Linked DNA regions of Mus musculus: region 2 is linked to region 1. The links are chromatin contacts, found by Hi-C or POLR2A ChIA-PET in ENCODE. All regions are on one chromosome and are shown on one strand. Each heading gives the region's core, a stretch centred on a gene start or an enhancer-like site at or near the end of the contact. The rest is flanking DNA. Distances are from core to core; before and after follow the strand shown.

Region 1 (5,351 bases), core at 1,282-3,781:
ATGAAGCTAAAGTTCCTTCTAGGGCTCTATTAAGATAGACAGGTCTGTAATTTCTCCTCTTCTGTAAAATGATGATGGCTCCTTCTTGGTTCTCTAGCTAGGATCCATTTTGGATACCATGAGGTTGCTATAGATATGTACCCTTGATTGCTCTATCCTGAGGGTGGGGGTGGAGTGGGCAGGAAATATTTTTCATTCACCAAGAGGAACATTTGGAAAGAACTTGAAATGAACCCTAAAAACATGAAGTCTGTATGGAACTCTGACCTATTTTTTTCTCTTACCCTAGCATTGTCTAAGGGTTAGAGATTGGGTTTTTCTGGAAACAAACTTATAGTTTAATTGTAGTCATACTTTAATTGATGGTTAGACTCCTAAGTGGAACAAGATTGTTAATGGACACAGTGTATTCATTCTCCTAAGGCTGTCTATCTGGAAGTCATTAAAAGAGGGTGGAGTATGCTGTGCTCCTAATTTAATTTAACTCTGCCTGAATTGTGCACATGTTCAAAATTTGGGTTCGCTCAAAAACCTATAATTGTGTAATTTTCCACTAAATGCATGCATCATGGGAATTGTAATCACTGACCTCTTCATTCATTATCTTTGCTTATTAAAAGGTCATTCTGTAACTACATCTGTGTCCCAGAAAAACCATGATCATACTGTCTGGAAAAGTACAGTGTCTTGGCTCAAGAGTCAAGATTGAATGTGACCTCAGTTTAAGATACTACAAACAAACTAAAATTGTAACACCTTCTGTCTCTAACAACTAAAATCCCCTTGTACAAACAACATTGTTGTCATTGTTAGACAAGGTATCACTATGTAGCTCTGGCTGGCTTGGAACTCCCTATATAGATCAGGCTGTTCTGCAACTTACAGAGCTCCACCTGCCTCTGCCTCCCACTGTGGAATTAAAAGTGTGTGCCACCACACCTGGCGAAGTGAAGCAGTTCCTAGTCATGACTTTGCACTCTTGCCAAAATGTCCTAGTAAAAATTTAGCGATATAAAATGGCTTTAATTTCTGTTCATGTTGTAGCTTGACGATCTCAAAGTCAGCCAGTAATATACTGAAAAAAATCTAATCTGAGTCATCTAGAGAAATGCTATTAGTGCTCAGATGGACTTCATATTATGGAGATAAATAGCCTTGCTTTTCTGTAGAAAAGCTCATTAGAAATGAGGCAGGGGAATTTTTTTTCCTTTTTGATTTTTTAGCTTAATCATGTGTGGACGGATATGTCTAGTTTATTGACTCCTTAAATTATTCATGTTTTACTTTTAGTATGAAGTCAGGAACTCACAGCCTTTTATAAACTCAGCTTTTCTAATTAACCATTATTTATTAACCATAACTAATTATCATTTCTTGCTCAAGTCAGCACACTCTGACTAGTGGGCTCCTCTGTCTTCTTGCTAAAGATCCCAAATTCACATTTTCATATTCTCTTTATAGCCCTTCCTCCCTCTCCCTCCCTCAGTCTCTACTCTCCCCTTCCCTCTCTCCTCCCCTTACTCTTGGATCTAGTCTCATTGTGTAGCCAAGACTGGCCTCTGTGTAGTCCGTCCTTAATTTGGCATCCTCTTGCTCTGCCTCCTGAATGCATCGCTCCAGACTTCCTTTTAAATTATTTTTGAGTGGCTCTGCTTGGGAGATTGCGTTGCAATTTTCTGAGCTCAACCCCAGTACCAATCAGCACTCCCATAGAACCCCTTCTGGTTTGGATTCTCTAAGAACTAGAACCGAGCCTGTCTGCTCCTTTCCTCCTAGCCCCACTGAGAAGTCATCAGATATTGTCAAGCGTGTTTAGCCCACTACAGTCAAGGATATCTCGAACTCCTGATCACCTAACTCAACCCACAAAGTTCTGGGATCACAGGTGTGCACCACCACACGTGGCTGTGGACACTATTTTCTTAAGAGAGAGAGAGCAGTTGCCTGTCCACCCCAAGTCTGACCTTTGGGGAATCCAAAGGCCCCAGCATCCCTTAGCCAAAGGAGGCAGAGACATAGGTTCCTTGTAAGATCGTGGAGTTTCTGCCTGCCTGTCTTCTTGCCTGTGAGATCCTGAAACTTGCTCATTGCTGAAACTCCAATAGACAGGCTATTCGGACATGTTTAGATTCGGAGATCTATTTTCTACGGACGTGCCTGGCATTTCCGTGGGCATTTTCGACTTGGAAAATAAATTCTTTTGTTGTCGTCTCGGTCATTCCGGGGACCTTCCGCCAAGCACAGTATCTAATAGATTAAACAAACGTAGAGTGAGTGAGCGAGTGCACCCGAAAAACTGGAGTATCTTCCCTCCCGGCCGGGCGTTCCGAATCCGGGTTCGGGTTGGGATTTAAATCCCATCCCGCACCTCCACTGCTCAAGGCAGATTGCAAGAAGACTGACAAGATCGACCCCGCCCTGGGCCCGCCCTGGGTCCGCCCCATGCCGCTCGCTCCGCCCCTGACGCGCGCTGTATTTACGCCCCAGCCTAACTCCTAACTTCCCTCGCCACACCTCTTCCTCCTCGCCTCCCCGTGACCCGGAAGTTGTACGGCTACGCGACTTTCCCTCCCACAAACCCTCGCGCCCTTCCTTTCCTACTTGGGCCCGGCAGAGTGAGTATGGCTGCGGGGTCGCGGCTCTGAAATCCGGCGCCATCCGCGCCCGGCGCGGGACGGGCAGGCTCGGTGGGGTTTGTCCCGCGCCGCGCGGAGGCTCTGCGGTCCGGGGCGGTGGGAGGACGGCCTGCGGGGTACGGGTGCACCTTAGCTCGGGCTTGGGCTTTCCCACTACCTGCTTAGAGCCTCCCTCCCTGTCGCCTGCGTCTAGATGGCTCCCGCAAAGAAGGGTGGCGAGAAGAAGAAGGGCCGTTCTGCCATCAACGAGGTGGTGACCCGAGAATACACCATCAACATTCACAAGCGCATCCATGGAGTGTGAGTACCGGGCGGGCGGTGTGGCCCGCGACCCCCTTCGGGCTCCGGCCGGGCTGGGCTGTCACCCGCGAGCCTTGCTTACAGACTGGGTGCTCTAGAGGGCAAGCGGGTTTATTCCGGTGTGGTTGTGTGTACGTGGAAGGTGTGCGGGGTTTGGCTTGCACGGCAACCGGCTAGGAAATGGAGACTGGAGGCTGTGATGGAGTTTGAGGGAGCGGTTAGACTTGGGGAAGGTTGGTGGTGCTAAAACGTGAGTTCTGGTAATCCGGACGTGTAAAAGGAAAGTCAGTGACTTGTACGCTGCAGGAAAGTGGCCGGTTACTACCTCAAGTGCGAAATACGATTTTTTTTTTCGTCGTCCGATTATACAGATTTGTGCAAATTCGGGGCAAGTTGTAGTAAAGTGGCGGTTACAGAGAGTGATTGCGGTCCTTATTTGTACACGACCTATCTGCATTTGCGTTCCAGCCCTAGAGCTTGAGTTCTTGGACTTGATGGTTTAGTATTTTCGGAGAGATTTTGCCGGGTTGAAATGTGTGTCTGCACCTAGTGGGTTGCCCCAAGGTCTTTGCCCGGTATGAATACTGCTGGTGGTCGGCCACGTTCCTTCCTCTATGGTTGGGCATATTAAGCACTATGAAGCACTATTTAGGCCTGTGACAAAGTGAAAGTAGGCCACAAGTTAAAGGTGGTGTGGGTGTTGCCCAGTATGTGGAAGGAAGAGTCGCTCTCAGGTGAAAGGTACTCTTTAAAAGCAGCCTTGAATAGAGCATTGTAGAAGCGAGTCGTACCCCCCCCCCAGGCCTTTTGTATTTTGTTGATAAGGCCCTATGTGAGAATCTCTAGCCTCCTTCATTCTTTGGTAATTTCTTGGTCCCCATTGTGGTGTAAACCAAGCCTCTGCTTTGTTCCACTCCTTGCTTTCCCTGTCTCATTCATTCGGGTAGTAGTTGAGCCCAGTGCTAGGTCTGCCCTCTGAGATCTACTCACTGACTGCGGCAGCCCCACTTTTTCCAATTCCCTAACCATAACATTGAGATTGCTCAGTGCTCCATCTCTTTCCTGGTCTTTGTAAGTGATACCACCTGACTGGTTGCTTGCGTGAGTTTTTTTCAAGCTAGCTGTGAAGTGGGTTGTCTGGGCACTAGAGACAGGCTGCGGGTAGGTAGAATAGAGAAAGCAGATGCTCTTTGTCTCACTTGGAGTGGACTTGACGGGTGTTGAACAGACCTGGGCTTTTTTGGTTGATTGGTTTTTGGATTTGAGGTCTTCCCACCCAGCCTCCATGTTGGGATCATTGGTGCGTGCACCATGCTCTAGAAAGGTTCAAGTTTTTTGTTTTTTAATAGCCCTCTATCATGTACCCTGGCTATATTCATAGGAGAGTGCCTGCCTCAATTCCACAGAACTTTGTCTTCCTTTTGTATGAGTGTTTTGCCTGAATGCTTGTATGCTCCACATTGGTGCTGGAATCAAACCTAGGTCATCTGCAAGAGCAGATATTTTTAACCGCTGGATCATCAGGACCATCATTCAGGATTGCTGTGAGCAGGCCTGGTTGGTGACTGATACTCTGGGAAAGTGAGCGGGACATCTTGAACTATAGGATGCTTGGAATTTACCCCTACATCTTAAGTACTGATGCTAGTAGCTGGACATTTCATGCTTGGCCAGAGGGTTCTTCGTTTCATGATGGCATGCCATTTACATATATAATTTTTGACTTTTTTTTTAATGTGCTTGTGTTCTGAACCTTAGGGGCTTCAAGAAGCGTGCTCCTCGGGCACTCAAAGAAATTCGGAAGTTTGCCATGAAGGAAATGGGGACACCAGATGTGCGCATTGACACCAGGCTCAATAAAGCCGTCTGGGCCAAGGGAATAAGGTACTGAAGTTACTTGGTGCAGTGATGACAGCTTATCCAATTCCTTATATAGTGTGTGTGTGTCACATTTGAGAGTTCAGTTAGCAGATGTAGGGTAGAAAAGATACTGGGACAATGCCTCAGGCTAAGCTTGTGTCTTCTGTTGTAAGGGAGACAGCAGTATTGGAAGAGCTCCATTGGCTGCAGGAAAAAGCAGTGCTTTAGAGCCTAAGGTGTTGGCCTCCCTGGGAAGGAGTGTTCTGCTGCCCAGAAGGGTTGATATATGTCATGTCCTGTAGCCTATAAGGGGATTAACACCGAGGTTGGGGAGTCCCTTGAAAGTGGATTAAGTAAGATGGGGCGGGGTACAGCTGCTATCATAAGCATACGGTTTGAGGTGTATTAGATTATCCAACAGAGAACTGCAGTATCTGCCTTGAGGTACGGTGAGTGGTGGTACACGAGAGCATGGAGAAGTTTGTAGAGATCTGGGGCCTAAATAAGCACCTAGCAGCTCCAAAGATTACGAAGGAAGGAGATAAGTCAGCTATG
Region 2 (5,455 bases), core at 1,602-4,101, 110 kb after region 1:
TGGACTCAGCCTCTGAAACGACAAAGCCCCCAATAAATGCATTCTTTGGTCAGCTGGTGTTTGGTCACAGCAGTACAAAAGTTAAAACTAAGTCAGAGAATCAGAAATTTAGGGAGAAAAAAATGGAGGCATGTATAAGGGGAGAAGGGGGGAGAGGGAGGGAAGGATGAGAGAGAGAGAGAGAGAGAGAGAGAGAGAGAGAGAGAGAATGAGCAGGCAGGAGGGTATACTATAACCCTCATCAGAAAAAATTTGTGCTTGTGAAAATGGGCAATCCAAATTATTTTAACCTTTGGATTTTTGTATGCCTAAACTCCTACTATCTAATAACAAATTTAGCATAACAATATGAGGAAAAGATTACTGTGCCCTCTTCTTTATCTCTGACCTGTTCACCAGTCTACTGGTTTCTCTGCAAAAAGAAGTCTAGAACCAGCCTCAACTCTCATCATTTCAGCCCCTATTATTTCCTTTAAACATAATATCATCCATAAACTCTCACACTGCTATTATCTGCCCACTGCATTTCCATATTTTCCAACAATTGCCAGACCAGAGCTGCTGGGTGGCAGTCCTGTGTGGCTGAGTGGAGACCAGCTCAAGGGGAGTACCCGAAGTGGGGTTGCTCAATAAATGTTCAAAGGTCAACAGTCACACTGCAAAGGGCATCTAAGAAACAAAGTATCTTCTCTCCATAGGCTTTCTCCTTGTTTCCATTTCTCTTTTTGCATGGTGGCATGTGCCTGTGGCAACAGGAACAAGAATTTGTGGCCAGCCTGGATTATACATTGTAACCTGTGTCTCCAAGAGAAGAGAGAAGTTTCCACATATTCACAGGATGGAGACAAAGGAAACACCAGAGAAGTCCAAAGCCATGGCTATCACAACACACCACTGAACTCGTATACAAATGATCTCTGTACATCTGAGTCATAAACTCTCTGAAGCTCACGAAGCACTGATAGGCAGCTCCGCCCTCCACATCTGGATCCTGCTGGATGGAGAATAATCTGAAGACTGCAGGCCCTGACTTACCTGTCCCACTGATTCCTTCCCAAGGCAGTAAGCCCATCAAACACCCCAGAGGCTCAGTGGATTAAGTGGGTGGGTGGGCAGCAGCAAAAGTGTCTGGGGGGGACAAACTGTTTCCCTATTTCCCAGTTTACAAGTCTCCTGTCCTACCGTCACCCTCTGCAACAGATGACTAATACACCAGATACTCTACTTAATCCACCATCAATTAAGCCACCGTCTCCAGTGTTGTACATACACAGCCCTCTCAGGCCACTTGGCCTCTACTGAGCTTTGCAGGATGCTACCAAGTTCTTGTTCTCCAGTCCAACACTAAATTCCATGGTGCTACCCAGGGCCTCACAAAGGGCTCAAAGGCCCCCTTCCTTCTACTGTAACTCTCCCCCCACCCCCACGAAGCCCACCTGCTGCACAAGTTGTCCCTGTTCAGGGGGGTTCGTGGCCACTCAGCTGCCCAGAACGTTCCACTGTCTACTAACCCTTTCAACCAGAATCCTGTGGTCTCCTACCCACTACTGAATTCTCAGGAGAGTCTCGGTTGTCATCGTGGACCCTGACCCCACCCTACACCTGCTAGCTTTTCCTGAAGCTAAAATACATGATTTTAGGTAGAAGCATATTCCTCATTTCTCCAACCAGACTCTGCTCCCAAAGGGCCGTCTCCAGACTGGCCCAGGTGCAGACAGTCACCAGCAATTAACCCGAGCGCACCGTTTAGGTCTGTTGACCCCCTCAGCGACATTCAGTAGAAGGTTATGAAAGGACCATCATCTGAAGTCCCTTTTACCAGAGGTGGCTCCTTAACCAAAGGAATCATTCCAACCCCCTAGGCAAAACACGACAATTCCCCTTCCCTGATTGAGCAGGTGCTCTAGCTAATAACGCGAGCTGATCCCAATCTCTTAACAGCTTTGAGCCATAACTTTTAGAAGGGGAAAATGCCTTGCTTGGAGACAACTTCAAAGCCTATCGTATTTTTGTCCTATCGTTCCACAGAAGACATTGAAAGGAGAAACAAAAGCGGCATGCTTAACTTCGCTACGCAACTATAGTGCCTCAGTTTCCCCTCGAAGCGAAGACAGCCCCCGCCTCCTGGGCCAGAAAGTCCTGGATCTCTAGAACCTCCCGATGATCTGGCCTGAAGTCCGCAGCTGCAACACCACCTGGAGCCACAGCTGCGTCCAGATGGCCAAGTCCGGGCCTGCCTGGGCGCACCCTTCTGTCACCTGGCGGGGCCCTAGGGCGCCCCGATCTCGCTGCCTTGGGGCAAGCTCTAGAAGCTGCGTCTCCAGCGTTCGCGAGCCAGGTCACACCAGATGCACCTGCCTCTCTCGGCCCGTGGGTCCCTGAGCTCCAAGCCCGACCGGAGCTCGCGTGAGAAACGCAGGAAAAAGGAAAACAAGCCATAGGCAGGGCCGTCCTGGCCTCGTCGGCTGCCACCGAGACACCACCTGCGACGCGGCCGGGCGGCAGGGACAGAGGCCGGGCCGGGCCGCCGCGCGCGCCCCTTACCGGTGAGGCGGCCGCCCCCCTCGCCGTGCCCGCGGCGCCGCTGCAAGACGAAGTAGCAGCTGCTCTTCTGGGTCACCCAGAGCTTCAGCGCGTTCTTGAGCAGCACCTCCTCGGGCTTGAGCCACATCGCGGCGAACCTGCCGCGCCTGCGGGTCCCGGTTCACATCGCCCCAGCAGCCGGCCGCACCGGGCCGAGCCCGCTTGGAAGGAGGCGGCGGGAACTGCGCGCGGAGACAGAAGCGGGAGCGCCTGCCGAGCCCCGGAGCGCGGAGACCACAGCTCGCCGGGCTCACCCCGCGCTGCCTGCCGTGGCCCCGCCCCGGCTAGACCCTGCCCACCAGCCGCGGTCCCGCCCACCCCCGAAGCCACGCCCTCCACCCTCCCCGAGGCTCCAGTGGCGCCTCCCTGGTTTCCTAGTCTCTGCGGCTCCCGGCCAGGGTTCCGGAGTGGCGGGAGGAAATCGGAGCCACTGCCAGGTCTCCTCCCTCTAGTCCCGGACGAGTCTCGAATTCCCTCCTTCCCGGTAGGAAGCGAGCAACTGCGCAAGTTGTCTCCACGCTCCTTGTTTAAAAGCTGGAGGAAGGACCTAGGGGGAAAAGACATCTTGTTATCCAAGCTGCAGGTTGCCCAACCCAGAGTCTTAACCTTAAAGAGCACAATGCACGCCAGTAAACTGGAGTGTGTTCAAGTTTCAAATAACCAAAAGCTAACACTGAAAATTGGAGACAATTGTATCTGGATTTTTTTTTAATGCTGCGCTCTTCATTTTTTTTTTAAATTAACACAGAATGCTACATATTTTAGTCCATATATACAGCAAGGAGAGGGTCAGAGAAATTGCTTTCCGTTAATTCAAACATTTACATTTCTTCTTTATTACATTTTATTTATTGGAGGGGGTGGTCACGAGAGACAGTTTGGCGCGTGGAAGTCAGAAGACAACTTTGAGGAGTCAGTCTTGGCTTCCATTATGTGGACCCTGGGAATCCAACTCAGGTCATCAGGCCTGGCAGCAGGAGTCATTCTTGACATCCCCCACTTATTATTTCTCTTACAGAATATTTTTTCATGCTTTTGTAAGGATACAACTGAAGCTATAGGAGAGGTGGCAACGCAGAAACCTGAGTCCAGCAGCAGACCATACTGAACACTGAATGTCTTACAGAGACATAGGACCTAGAAGGCACCACTATGAGACTCACCCCTGCAGGTCCTCTCCGGAAAAAAATAAGGCTCTTGTGTCTATTCTGAGAAAACATTAAAGAAAAAAACAAACCCACTAGAACATGGGAGCAGGTAATAGTAACGAGAAGCCACGGGGCATGTGAGTACAGGGTTTTAAATAAATATTTTCTCTAGGCTAGAGTAGACATGTTAGCTGTCCTTGAAAAAGGCCGAGGGAAAGGGATCCACGTGTTCTCTGTGGGGAGGTGGTTAGATCGGATATCTTAGCCAAAGGGAGGGGAAAGGTTCCCTTAGTCCCTGGGTTTTGACAAAAGGACAAAATGTGGTTGTTAAGTAGGACAGAACTGGAAAGTAGAAGCTGTCCTGGGGGAGGATCAGAAACTGGTCAGATCCAACAGACAGTAGCCCTGTAGAAAGCAAAGTGAGACGGGAGGTTGGGGGATGGGGAGGACGGTGGAGGGGAAAATAAGCAAGTTTTAGAGCCATGTTGTATACAAATGTCACCACGAAGTAAGCCCATTTCTCTGCAGACCAATCAAAAAATACAGAGAGAAAGAAGAGGAAGAAGAAGAAGAAGAAGAAGAAGAAGAAGAAGAAGAAGAAGAAGAAGAAGAAGAAAGAGAGATATTGAGAAAGCTGGTACACTGGCCAGCCACAGGCAACCATCTTCTCAAGAAAACAGAAGTTTATAAGCCACAATCACAGGCTTGGAGCCACACCAGAGTCAGAGGAGTCAGGGATGGGTGGCAAGAAAAGATTCCTTCACGAAACATTCCCAGGCACCCTTTGCTCTCTGAAGCACTTCGGGCCAGAACCATAGAGGTGAATTGGATATTAGTGCTTTTGTGTAACAAGATATTTCCTGGGAAAATGCAACACACATGTCTACTCACCTCAGATACCGATCCCATGACAGACCAAAGTGTGGACGCCACCAAAGTCCAACCTGGTCAACCAATGAGTTTTCTTGGGGTTACTTACAGGAATATGGGTGAGAGGTGACTTACAAGACCAGAAATGACTCAAAGACAGCTGCCTCACCAAAACCCACACCAGCATGAGTGACAGCTCACAAAGCTGGGAACCAGAAACACAGTGCACAGCCTGAGGGCAGGAGAGTGTCCTTTCTAGGTACCTCGGTTGGTCTACACTCTTCCAGGCAGATGGGCTGGCTGGTTTTTGCTTCTTCCAGGGAACTAGCTGGTCTGGGCTTAAGAGTCTTCTTTGTGGCCTTGCTCTACTGCATCTGAGAGGGACTCTTGGCTTTTATTGTTACTCTGGCAGGAAAGGGTAGCTGGCAGGGGTGGGGGGTGGGGGTGGGGGTGGAACCGGGTGGTGTGACTCTAGCCGGTTTCAGGGCCTTCCTGAGGCTATTTGTTTACCTTCCTGCTTAAGGAGCTTCCCTGTAGGATGGAATTTTTTTTTTAAAGATTTATTTATTATATGTAAGTACACTGTAGCTGTCTTCAGACACACCAGAAGAGGGCGTCAGATCTTGTTACGGATGGTTGTGAGCCACCATGTGGTTGCTGGGATTTGAACTCCGGACCTTTGGAAGAGCAGTCGGGTGCTCTTACCCACTGAGCCATCTCACCAGCCCCAGGATGGAATATTTTAATCTTGGTGGAAACTATTATACACCTGCCCTAGAGATTCACAGATGGGAAAACAGACACAGAAAATTGACGTGGGCTGAAGATATGGGGATGCACAAATGGAATCTTCA

The links. Hi-C counts contacts between places; a loop is a spot of excess contacts on that map. ChIA-PET counts read pairs that join two places held with the same protein, here RNA polymerase II (POLR2A).
Region 2: a loop to region 1 is called in a map of heart, with 3 times the contacts of the local background. The contact joins the promoter of Tbc1d8 here to the promoter of Rpl31 in region 1. A Hi-C loop is called at or near these places in 1 of 37 maps with a recorded cell type or tissue (heart). POLR2A ChIA-PET finds 5 or more read pairs at or near these places in 4 of 5 experiments (Patski and embryonic stem cell).

Annotation. Positions count from the first base shown.
Region 1 is chr1:39,365,320-39,370,670 of GRCm38, forward strand. Rpl31 (ribosomal protein L31) reads left to right here and starts at 2,532. Exons shown (of 4, transcript NM_001252218.1): 1 at 2,532-2,936; 2 at 4,695-4,820. The coding sequence starts at 2,830.
Region 2 is chr1:39,475,896-39,481,350 of GRCm38, forward strand. Tbc1d8 (TBC1 domain family, member 8) reads right to left here and starts at 2,852. Exons shown (of 20, transcript NM_018775.4): 1 at 2,545-2,852. The coding sequence starts at 2,671.